Linked DNA regions of Homo sapiens: region 1 is linked to region 2. A link is a contact called in ENCODE Hi-C or POLR2A ChIA-PET data. All regions are on one chromosome and are shown on one strand. The core of a region is the stretch at or near the end of the contact, and the rest is flanking DNA. Distances in the headings are between cores, read along the strand shown.

Region 1 (5,894 bases), core at 164-2,663, 41 kb before region 2:
CTTTGAGAGAATCCATGTATCTGCAGGGAGAAAAAGGACAATCTGGAGGAGATTCTGACTTGACAAAAAGATTCATCAGAGTCCCTTTAACTGGCCATCTGTTTTTAAGGCCATTTATAATTATTTGGTTTCTTAAAAACAAAGTCATTTTAAAATTATATTTTCTGAATCATCCTTTATGTAAAAGTTAGTCATATCTGTATCCATAGAGATATGATATCCCAAGAATATATAGTAAATTCCATATATTCGCAAAGTAAGATCTCCTACAGTGGTCTACTTTATAAAATGAAGGGGACAGGATTAAGTAAAAGCAATGTTTTTTCCTTAAATAGATTAATCTTGATGGCTTTTTAAAAATGTATGGGTATTTTATTTTGCTTCATAGTCCTACATATTTTATTTTTCGTTTCTTTAGTTGTCATAGTCTAATGCTAAAGCTTACAATATTAATGTTATTCTAGATGATGTGTTCTTTTGGATTACTGATTGTTCTTGAGATGTTTGGAAGTTGTATAATTTCCCCTCTGGAAATGTACTGAAATTTATTGAGGCAGAGCTAGGAACTTGAGTCCTGAGTGTCCGGTTTGACTTTAACTACTGAATCAAGTTGCAGGAAAAGTGGGGCACATTCAAAAGAGTCCCTTGGCAAGGTGATACCAGGTCACAGATGCCTCCCTGATCCTGGCAGGTTATATGATTCAGCATCAGTATATTGAATCAAAATACTGACTAGCCCAGCACTACCATCTTTCAGAAATGATTCCACCCCTTGAGCATCTCTCTCTAGACAGGTCACCTTTTCTAGCCTTTCTGCTTTTAATTATCAGTTATGAAACTCCCCAGAGAAAATTCCATTTACATTTTTACATTTACTTTAGAGGATGTTTTTTCTTCTGTAAATTCTGCAGCACTGTGTTCAAGAGTAAACTCCCACAAATTGTTTCTATATTCAGACTTTAGAGAACTTAAGTTCAGGTACTTTTATGATAACTCATCCTCAGAAATTCCCTTCGCTACTGACTTGGGAAATACCAGCACCCTTTAAGCAGAAACTCAAAACTCACTGATTTAAGAAATGAACAGGCTTTGTGGCTTTTGCAGTTTGAGGTGGGGCTTTTTTTTTCTTAAGGTTTTAAAAATAATATAATTTTTTAAAATGAACAACCAATGCTTTTTTTTTGGCCAACGTCTTGAGATTCTACAACTATTGATTTAATAAATTTAAGTGCTCTCACATGCACTCACACAAAAAACTAGCAGCCCAGACGTGACCTTGATGAATGAGTTGTCTTTTTATAATAGATTTTTGATTTGGGCAGTAATTCAGAAGGGGATTTCCCAGATTGACCACGGATTTGCAGAAGACCTGAAAATGGTTTGTGGCAGGGCATATTTAGATGATGTAGTCATTAAAAAGGGCCACACTCAATGCAGGAGCAGTCGGGCAGAGCTGAAGAAACCACTCACTTATACCTTGGAAGATACATGCTTTCTTTAGCCCCTCCTTTTAAGCTCCAGATGCCTCAGCATGCCCATTACTGCAGCAGTATCTGTATAGTTTGCTGCCTATATGGTGCCAGTAATTTGCAAACTAAAGCCATCACCAACTAATCTTACTTATATTACTTATTAATCTTATAATATTATCATAACCCATATTTTCAAATATGCGTGAATTAAAATGGGTGCATTTTTGTTTTTTTTTTGTTTTTGAAATGGGGTCTCGCTCTGTCACCCAGGTTGGAGTGCAGTGGCATGATCTCAGTTCACTGCAACCTCCGCTTCCTGGGTTCAAGTGATCCTCCCACCTCAGCCTCCCGAGTAGCTGGGATCACAGGCATGCACCACCACACCTAGATAATTTTTGTATTTTTGGTAGAGATGGGGTTTCACCATGTTGCCCAGGCTGGTCTCGAACACCTAAGCTCAAAGCAATCCGTGCACCTCGGCCTCCCAACATGTTGGGATCACAGGCATGAGCCACTGCACCTGGCTCAATGTCTTTCTTAAAAATGATCTGGTCTGCCTGTTTTTACACTAATTATGTCCTCTTCCTGCTGCTTTGCTTTGTGAAATTACTGCCCTTTGCACATTCAGTTTAATTACTTAAAGGTCTCTGCTCAGTTATGGACCTTAGGGGCCCTTTTAATGGTAACTCCATCCTTTTCCTGCTCTGCTCATCAGCACCTGCATTTACAAGCTCCAGCCTGGCATTGCCTTGAGAATTTGTACATGGATAAAACATTTCTTCTCATTAGAACTTCAGTTTCCTTATTTATAAAATGAGGACATTGTAATAAATTATTTATGAGGTTCCTTCTGTCTCCAAAAGTTAGGTTGTGTTTCCAGGATATGCTGCTCATGCTGATGGTAAAAGGGACTCTCTCCAGATATCTATTCATGTTTCTGCCCAACAACAACAAACAGTATCACAGCAATGTCAGTTGCTGATTATCCCTTCTCCACTTTACCTTTTAAACTAAGTTAATCCACTTCTCTTTTGCATTTGCTGTTAAATCACTGAAGCATTTTGGATTTTTTAAATTTAAAGGTGTTCTTGCTGTTTGACTTCTCTGAGTTTATCCTCTCCACTCATAAATCTCGTAGAAAAATATTGTTACAGATGCTCAAGGCTTTTCATCTTGACCTACCTGCTGTGGTTTAAAAATAATATGATTTTAAAATACATGTACTTTCTATGTCTTTTAAATGAATGGGCCACTGCAATTTTTATGGTAAAAAAAATTTCCCATTATACCATGATCTTTAGATATTTTTTAGATTTTCTTTTTTTACCCAACACTGTAATTGTTTTGTTTCTTCATTGGCCCTACTTGTGACACTTAGAATGTAGTCTTGTTCTCTGCTTCTACTTATATTTATCGCTAGCTGCTGATAGCGCTCTAAAATCTAACATTCTTGTGTCAAGGGATAAGGCCAGGTTTAGAGTCAGAGATCTTGTTTGTCCTCCTTACCTTTGACATTGTTCCATGCTTTCAGGATAACTAACTGGGTCAATATAGACGTGCTTACCTAAAATGAAGAATAGCACCTGGCTTATAGTAGGCATTCATAAAATATTTGTTAAATGAATGAATGTATCTTATAATCCCATAAACACCTATGAACCAAGAGGTCTTAAGACATTTAAAAACATGAAGGGCTGGACAGCCGGAGAGCTGGAGAGCCTTCTATTCATGCATATGTGGATATGGTAGAGGGTATAGAAGAGACCTAAGCCAAGTTAGTCACAAGGATTTAGCAAAGTATATTAATACAAAGTTCTATACTAATTCCTTAAAACAGAAGCCTTGATTTCTGAGCACAGGAAAGCAAAAGCTTTCTACTAGAATGACTGGACAAGCTCACTATATTGTAGTTTTAAAAATCTCCCATGGGGCTATCCATAGTCCATATACTTAATAACTCATTGTTTTTTTTTTTTTTTTTTTAATTGATCATTCTTGGGTGTTTCTCGCAGAGGGGGATTTGGCAGGGTCACAGGACAATAGTGGAGGGAAGGTCAGCAGATAAACAAGTGAACAAAGGTGTCTGGTTTTCCTAGGCAGAGGACCCTGCGGCCTTCCGCAGTGTTTGTGTCCCTGGGTACTTGAGATTAGGGAGTGGTGATGACTCTTAACGAGCATGCTGCCTTCAAGCATCTGTTTAACAAAGCACATCTGGCACCGCCCTTAATCCATTTAACCCTGAGTGGACACAGCACATGTTTCAGAGAGCACGGGGTTGGGGGTAAGGTTATAGATTAACAGCATCCCAAGGCAGAAGAATTTTTCTTAATACAGAACAAAATGGAGCCTCCTATGTCTACTTCTTTCTACACAGACACAGCAACAATCTGATTTCTCTATCTTTTCCCCACATTTCCCCCTTTTCTGTTCCACAAAACCGCCATTGTCATCCTGGCCCGTTCTCAATGAGCTGTTGGGTACACCTCCCAGACGGGGTGGCGGCCGGGCAGAGGGGCTCCTCACTTCTCAGAAGGGGCGGCAGGGCAGAGGCGCCCCCCACCTCCCTCCCGGACGGGGCGGCTGGCCGGGCGGGGGCTGCCCCCCACCTCCCTCCCCGACGGGGCGGCTGCCGGCTGGAGACGCTCCTCACTTCCCAGACGGGGTGGCTGCCAGGCGGAGGGGCGCCTCACTTTTCAGACAGGGCGGCTGCCGGGCGGAGGGGCTCCTCACTTCTCAGACGGGGCAGCCGTGCAGAGACGCTCCTCACCTCCCAGACGGGGTCGCGGCCGGGCAGAGGCGCTCCTCACATCCCAGACGGGGCGGCGGGGCAGAGGCGCTCCCCACATCTCAGACGATGGGCGGCCAGGCAGAGACGCTCCTCACTTCCCGGAAGGGGTGGCGGCTGGGCAGAGGCTGCAATCTCGGCACTTTGGGAGGCCAAGGCAGGCGGCTGGGAGGTGGAGGTTGTAGCTAGCCGAGATCACGCCACTGCACTCCAGCCTGGGCAACATTGAGCACTGAGTGAACGAGACTCCGCCTGCAATCCCAGCACCTCCGGAGGCCGAGGCTGGCAGATCACTCACGGTTAGGAGCTGGAGACCAGCCCGGCCAACACAGCGAAACCCCGTCTCCACCAAAAAAATACGAAAACGAGTCAGGCCTGGAGGCGCGCGCCTGCAATCGCAGGCACTTGGCAGGCTGAGGCAGGAGAATCAGGCAGGGAGGTTGCAGTGAGCCCATACGGCAGCAGTACAGTCCAGCTTCTGCTCGGCATCAGAGGGAGAACGTGGAAAGAGAGGGAGAGGGAGACCGTGGGTTGAGGGAGACGGGAGAGGGAGGGGGAGGGGGAGGGAGGGGGAGGGGGAGGGAGAGGGAGAACTCATTGTTTAGTGAATAAATGGATGGATGGGATGTGTGTCTAACAGGAACATGAAGGCAGAGAACCCGAGTAGACAGCCTGGGAGAGGAGAAAAGACTTGGGGATTGGAGTTTTGGCTGCTTCTCCACCCAGCTGAGTGATTTGAGATCTGTATCTTAACTTCTCTGAGATACTGTTTTCTGATCTATACAATGAGAATATACATACCTATGCCATCAGCCTATATTGAAGGACATTGTAAGAAACACAAAACCTGTGTTTACCCCATCCCACAAATGGCCTCTTCTTAAAGCCTGTGTGAAGATTTTGCTGTCAGACATCAGATCTGCTGCCCTAAGAAAATTGGTTTGTCTCATAGATAGTGAATTGTATAACCGATGATACTTTCCTTTTTGCCTTAGCTTCTAGAGAACTTGGAGATAGATTTTCAGCCTACTTGTAGCAAAACATGCGGGGTCTTAGGCATGTATTTTAAGTATTAGAGTTCCTCCCGACCATCATCTTATTTCAGTTACGCTTTCTTTCTTATCAATTACATCATTTAGTTGGTTTAACTCTTGGGTTTGGATATATCTTTGTAACTTAGCTCAAATTATTTTTGGAAAAAGGCATTCTGAAAAAGAAAGAGAGGAAGGAAGGAAGGTAGGAAACAAGGAAGGAAGAAGGAAAGAAAAAAGGACGAGAGGGAGGGAGAGAGAGAGATGACAAGAAAGCCAGATAGCCAGTGCCTGTCTCTTAGGGTTATTGTGATGTGTTAGTGAGATTGTATTTTTAATACAATTAACCCCTCGACAGTTTCTGTCATCCTTTAAAAGATCCAATGTACCAATACTTTCTTAGATATGTAAGACAATAATAAAATAAAATTTTTATTGATATCAAAAATATATTTTTAATGAATACATTTAAATTTAAATGAAGACATATATAATTCTATGATTTTCAAATCATGCTCCCTGGAGTTCCCACAGATGAAGGTGACAAGGAGATAAGATAGCAGGGGCAGGGGTACATTTGGGTTTTTTCAACCAAAGACTCTCAGA
Region 2 (6,285 bases), core at 1,016-3,515:
ACTCTAGAATTTGGGCTTGGACCAGATCTAACATCTTGAATACTCTGCCCTCTAGAGCCTTCAGCCTTAATGGAAGGTTGGATCCAAGGAGGGTGTAATGGAGCATCAAGCCACTCGGCGGCAGCATGGAGCTATAACTAAGCATCCTTTAGGGTTCTGCCTCTCCAGGCATTTAGCCCTCACATTAGATCTAGTTACTGTGGTATGGCTAATACCTGTCAACATTTGGAGGCAATCCTACCTTGCTTTTGCTTCTAGAGCTTAGCATATCTGATTGTTGTCAGGCCATATTATCAATGTTTACTTTTTTGGTACTATAAAAGCTTTCTGCCACCCCTAAACTCCAGGGGGGACAATATGTGCCAATCAATAGCACCCCTACTCACATACACACACACCTAGCCAGCTGTCAAGGGCAGAATGAATCTATGCTGGATAAGAAATGGTGGAACTGCGTTATGAAGAGCTAATTTACTGGACAAAGAATTCCAAAGCAAAACCAGAACAGTATGAATTTGAGCAGGTCTCATAGGTTGAGCAATTTCCCCCTAAACCAACTGAAGGCTAAAAAGCAACAGGCCATTGTGAACCAATGCAAGACGCCCTCTATCATGGTGAAAAGCTCCATCAATGAGGTATCTTCTTTAGTGGTGGTATGTAATGGAACTTAGCCATTTTTCAAAGCAATTGAAATGCATTGCTCTGGATCTGTTCCTTGGCAGTGGACTCAGAAAGCCAACATGTGGCTCCTCCCAGCCCATAACCAGTATTTTTGCTGCTTCTGAATACAAATTGGTTGGTTTTGACTTCAGATTGAACTTACTGTAGCCTCAGATGATTTCCCCCCTCCGCCTCCAGGAAGAAAGAATGTTACTGCCTTAATAAAAAATGAAAAGAGAATGATGCTCAAAATCTTTCCAAATAAAATGTTCCCTATATTAGGTGTCTCTGGATGTTTCATTTTGAAAGTTTGCTGACAGTGTGCTATAAATCGTTCATTCATTCATTCCTCCAACACGTTCGAGTGCCTAGTATGTGCAAGGCACAGTGCAAGGTTTTAGGAATGTGCCTATGAACTAAACAGGCACTGTGCTCAGCTGATGCCTGTCTTAGGAAAGACGGAAGTTAAACAATTAAAATAACAGATGTGACGAGTGATAAAAAGAAGGGCAGGGTGAGACATGAGTTTATGACAGGAAACAGTCTGAGGAGAAATAGTTTAGCTAAAAACTGAAGAATAAATTTCCGTTAGGCAAAGCAGGGAATAAAATTAAAGCTGAGAGCCAAACTCAGAAATACACTGAACTTGTAGGAGTGAAGAGGTGTGATACCTTTCCTCACCTATCATAAGAGTCACGGCCAATACTATGACAAAAGATGGGTAACAAGAGAAAAGGGTAACATATTTCTTTCATCAAAGTTTTACATGACATGGGAGCTTTTAGAAATGAAAACCCAAAGATCCAAGGAAAACTGTTCATTTTTATGCTTAGATTTAATGCAGAATGAACGGCCAGGCAGAAATGTGATTGGGCAAAAGGCTGTGATCTAAGGCTAATAAATGGAAGGGGAAGCCCAGCAAGGCCTGTGTGTTCCGATTCTTCTTGGCTGCAGTCTGTAGCATTTTTTCCTCCAGGGATCAGGGCAGGACCCCCCTGGAATGAGGGTCTTATTACCTACTATCAGGCAAGGTAGGTCAGAGAATTTCTTTACCGTCACTGTCTACACAGAAAGGCAGGGGAAGGTTAGAGTAATTTTTCTAGGGTTTTATGGCTTGCTTTGGGGGAAAGGGGTTCTAGTTTCTATGACCCTCCTTGAGAAAGAGGAATTCTGCTTTCTGCGAGTTGCTTCAGGGGAGAAAGAAGAGGAGGAGACAGGAGGGCAGGAGAAGATCGGAGAGGGAGACCTTGTTTCTGAGGTTTCCTTGGAGGCTTTCCAGTCTCCTTTAGTTCAAAGTACTCTGCACACCAAAGTGCCACACTTTGGGGTTTCATTTTTTTCTGAGCCCCAACAAACCCGATCATAAACCAAAGTCAGACTTGGGGATTGGTGCAAAACAATGTCCAGACTGATTCGAGGAGGAATCTTTGGGGTGAGCAGCGCCCGAGATCTCCTCTCCAGCTTGGCGGGGCCTTACTTGGGAAGAAGTGGGGGTGCACTGCGGGGATGCAGAGGAGTTCTGCTGCAGCCAACTTCCTCAGTTAGGCTGCTGTGACAGAGAAGCTGGCCGTCGATTTGGCATGATCACGCTTTGACCTGCAGAGGAGCCACCCACCCACACAGCAGATGGGAAGCTGGGCTTTTGTGCCTAAGCTGTGTGTCCGGGCTTTACCAGCAACTTCTTCTTGGAGGTAGCTCCTTCCTGGCCTAAACACTGCTGCACCTTCTATACTTAGGAGGTCACTCTGTTCCCAACATATCAAGAGGCTATAGATATTGTTTCTTTCTATTTGTACTAGACTGCACTGAAATTCCCCTCCTAATCAGCAACCACTGTTAACAATTTCTTTTGTATCCTAGAAATATTCTGTGCACATATCACACCCACACATCCTTTTTATAACAAATATCAGCATACCATAAACATCACTCTTTATTCCATTTTTTTTTTTACTTAATACCGTGTCTCGGATGCTGTTTCATATTGGTGCATACAGACCTACTTCAATCTTTCCAACAGGTACATGGTCTTCTACTATATAGGCATACCAAACTCCATTTAACCAGTGGTCTCTAAATAGATATTTAAGTTGTTTTAATCTTCTGCCCCGAAAATAAGGCCACAATGGATAATATTATACCCACTTCTTGAGCACAGAATGTTAATTTTAATTCAACAGGTACTTATCAAGTTCCTTCTCTAGCAAAAATATAGCACATTGGGTAGTCAGACATGGATCCTCTTAAGTTTCCTCAAGTTATTTTATTAAAAACCCTAAGCTGGGACAGATGCTTTAGCCAATCCAAACTTCTCTGTTTTATGTCTAAAGAAGCGTGTTAACCAGCACGCATGCACACATAAACCATAATAAAAAGCAGAATGTGATCAATGCGATAACAAATTTCTAAATTAAATATCATGGGACCTCAGGGAAAAAATTAATTCTGAATATAGGATCAACAAAAGTTTTTGGAAGAATTCAGTTGTGATGAATGAGAAGTGGGCAGGAACTGGGCCTTACTCTTGCTGTTGTTCCCTACAGAACCAGGGACATTTCTAGATTTTTAGTAAGAGTTTCGTAAGTTTTAAAAAATTGATTTATATTAGTTATAAACAAATGTTTCCTGAATGTAGGAAATGCTGAACAGAAAGAAGTAATTGTGAGATAAGTTGTGAAATAGACCTACCTGCGGAGTATTTAGAATAGAATGGATTCCTGTCTGGAAATTATGACATCTGGGTTGGTCTGATGCAATGCATTGGATTATATGACCTTTTAAAGTATCAGTCAACTTAGTGATTTTGTTCACCTAGACTCACATTCACACACACACACACACACACACACACACACACACACACACACACACAGCCCTAGTCTGTCCCTGGGAGCACAGTTGTGATCTCCATTGTAAAGACCGGGTAAACTCTTAGCCTGCCTTAGATCAGCCTATTTCAGACTGAGGCTTAAGGCACGGGACATTTCCATGTGCTCTCAGTCCTTGGGATGAGCCCTGGGCCCACCTTCCTTACATTTACTATGCCTGTCGTCACTGACCTCTGTTCTTTGTTCCACCCAGTGTGCAGATGGGCTTGCAGTAAACGCCAGCAGTGCTATCTTCGTGAACTTGGCATTGTTTTGCCCAGTACGTTCCTGCCAATTTCATGATCCAGAAAGCAGAGCTGATGCTCAGAACAAGTTAGAGGCATTGACCGATCCTCTTATGCAATCTAGTCACTTTGACAGTTTCCTAATAAAATTCCTGTAATTAAATTTTAAGCTGTCAAAGAGGGCTCTTACTCAGTATGCTTTCTCCCTATTTCTGAAAGACAGTTTACCAACTGAGCCTGTGAATGAGTGACAAAAAGAAAACTGCGTAAATGTTTTCTCATGCCTAACATCTACATATATTTAATAACCCACATCAGGCCAGGGACAAAAACAGGTAACCTAGTCATTGCCCAGCATGTCACCATTAACAACTCAGAGACAGGTCAGTAAAATGACAGGAATTTTTTATTTTATTTGGCAAGTTGGAATTGGAGAGTTCCACTTAAACATATATTTTCGTTAATGGAAATCTAATATACATCATTTAGAGAATTAGAATGCACACAAACACTGAATTCTGAAGGTATACGGAAGCTAACATAAAAACTGTTGATTCAGCAGTCATTTCTGGACTTGTCTACACCATGGGTCCACTGTTATAAGTCGCAATGTTCAAACCTGCTTGCTCTAAGTGTAGTGCTCAGACCGGGGGCATCTAGGAGCCGGTTAGAAGTGCTGAATCTCAGCCCTTACCCCAGACGTACTGAATCAGAATCTGCATTTTAATAAGATTCCTACGCACATTAAAGTTTGAGAAATGCTGTCCTAGAAGAATAAAGGTCTCGTTAAAAGATCTACAGTTGATGGAAGGCTAAATTAGGCTCTTTTAAATTAAATTACACTTTCTCACTTACACTGGACTCGAGAGAGTGAAATAACTTCCCATGAATGTTTCCCGATCATCAGTATTCACTTGATGTGGCCAGAGTGGCTCTTCCCTCTGTTTGGGTACTTCCTCCACCACCCAGCTTTGCCCTTTGCTGTGCCCCTTCCCTTGGTTTCCCCCTTCCAGGTGGCACTCGCTCTAAGAAGCTGATCTTCTGGTCCTGCTGGCACCTGCATTGTGTCTCTTGACATGATCTCTTGCCAGCTGCCCAGGGCTGCCTCTTTAATAGATCTGACCCAGTTTGTGCCACGTCACTCAAGTCTTCCCTCTTATCCCTCCACCGCCTGTCAAACTGGCTTTTCTCCCACCATGCCTGGAGCAATCTCTCTATGACTTCCAGTGACAGGGAACTCATTAAATAGTAAACCATTACTATTCCAAGGCCCTGCAGTGTCTACTCTTAACCCCCTAAGCAGGCACTTTGCAATGACTTTCTGGGGTTACAATAGCCTCATTGTTAAGTCTGCCAAATGCCTAATAACAAGGAGAAAGAGGAAAATGTCTTCCAAGTAGAGCGACTATCATATGCAGTGGTCCTGAGGATGAATGAAACTTGATATCTTTGAGGAACTGAAAGACAAGGATAACTGATGGGAAGCAAGAACGGCCATATCATAAGAAGCAGCGGTACTTGCAAAAAGCTTAGGAATCACCTGGGGAGCTTATTAAAACACATTTTCCAGATCTCACCTTGAGACTCAGTGCCTATAGGGCTGGTGAACCTAGCAATCTGCATTTCCCACAAACATCCAAGGAGATTCTGCAGCCTGTGACTTACAGACCATACTTCAAGAGGAACTGGTGTAGACCAGCTGTTCTCAATCCTGACTGCACATTGGAATTATCTCAGGAGTTTTAATCAATGCTGATGTCTATACTCCTCCCTACAAGAGTCTGACGTAATGATCAGATGTGCAGCCAAGGCAGCTGGGTTTTTAAAAGATCCCCAGATGACTCTAATGTGCAGCCAGGTTTGAGAAATGTTGATCTATAGCCTGGAGTACTGCGCCAAAGAGCAGGCACAGGTGGAACATCTTAACAGTTGGGCAGAACAATAACAGGCACTGTTGATTCAGAAAGTAGGAATGAAGGCATGGACACATTGCACAGGTAAGCTTTGCTTTCTTCACAATTTAGCCATCCAATCAACAGGCATTTGCCTGTCTGGGTACCCAGTAACCCTCTTAAGTGCCACAGGCCTCAGGCTTAGTCTTGCAAGCCAAAGCAAGGTCATTAGTACCTGGGATTGAGTTCTCTGCGTTCAGGCCTCAAATCCCCTTTTTAAATGGCTTCTGGGCTAGCCTCATCTTTCCTCCCCCTTAGAAATACAGGAGGCCAGATACCCCAAGACACTGTTTAAATTATAAGACTGGTTCACTTTTCATGAATAAACATGAGAGATAATGTGTGAAGGGGAAAAACATTTACCAATCATGCGTCTTCAAAACCTTCCAAGATTATGCAGCTTTAATGGCTGAATGATTTTGAAAGAAAAACTTGTAAATGGAGCTGCACCTGAACTCATAATAAAAAGGCATCAGATTAATTGAGTCTCAGAGCTTCCCTAACAATAAGCCTGACCTGCATATCCAAGTTGTGGCCGGCCAAGGCCAAGAGGGCATTTGC

The links. Hi-C counts contacts between places; a loop is a spot of excess contacts on that map. ChIA-PET counts read pairs that join two places held with the same protein, here RNA polymerase II (POLR2A). Pooled maps may share reads with other maps.
Region 1: a loop to region 2 is called in a map of B cell, with 2.8 times the contacts of the local background. The contact joins two enhancer-like sites. A Hi-C loop is called at or near these places in 7 of 168 maps with a recorded cell type or tissue (B cell, CD4-positive, alpha-beta memory T cell, CD8-positive, alpha-beta T cell and 4 more) and 8 of 50 pooled maps. POLR2A ChIA-PET finds 5 or more read pairs at or near these places in 13 of 52 experiments (CD4-positive, alpha-beta T cell, CD4-positive, alpha-beta memory T cell, GM12878 and 7 more).

The regions. Positions count from the first base shown.
Region 1 is chr13:46,161,195-46,167,088 of GRCh38, reverse strand. All of the region lies in intron 1 of LCP1 (lymphocyte cytosolic protein 1), which reads left to right. Among named protein-coding and RNA genes, the nearest start is that of LCP1, 18 kb to the left of the region's middle. Within about 2 kb of position 1,413, at least 6 of the 41 ENCODE cell types and tissues checked have a DNase peak (open chromatin) inside an H3K27ac peak, as active enhancers do; they include B cell, CD4-positive, alpha-beta T cell, CD8-positive, alpha-beta T cell and 1 more, where a contact is called at or near this core.
Region 2 is chr13:46,120,576-46,126,860 of GRCh38, reverse strand. LCP1 (lymphocyte cytosolic protein 1) reads left to right here. Exons shown (of 16, transcript NM_002298.5): 16 at 1-938. Among named protein-coding and RNA genes, the nearest start is that of CPB2, 19 kb to the right of the region's middle. RefSeq lists enhancers at 1,301-1,410, 2,421-2,490. Within about 2 kb of position 2,265, at least 10 of the 41 ENCODE cell types and tissues checked have a DNase peak (open chromatin) inside an H3K27ac peak, as active enhancers do; they include B cell, CD4-positive, alpha-beta T cell, CD8-positive, alpha-beta T cell and 1 more, where a contact is called at or near this core.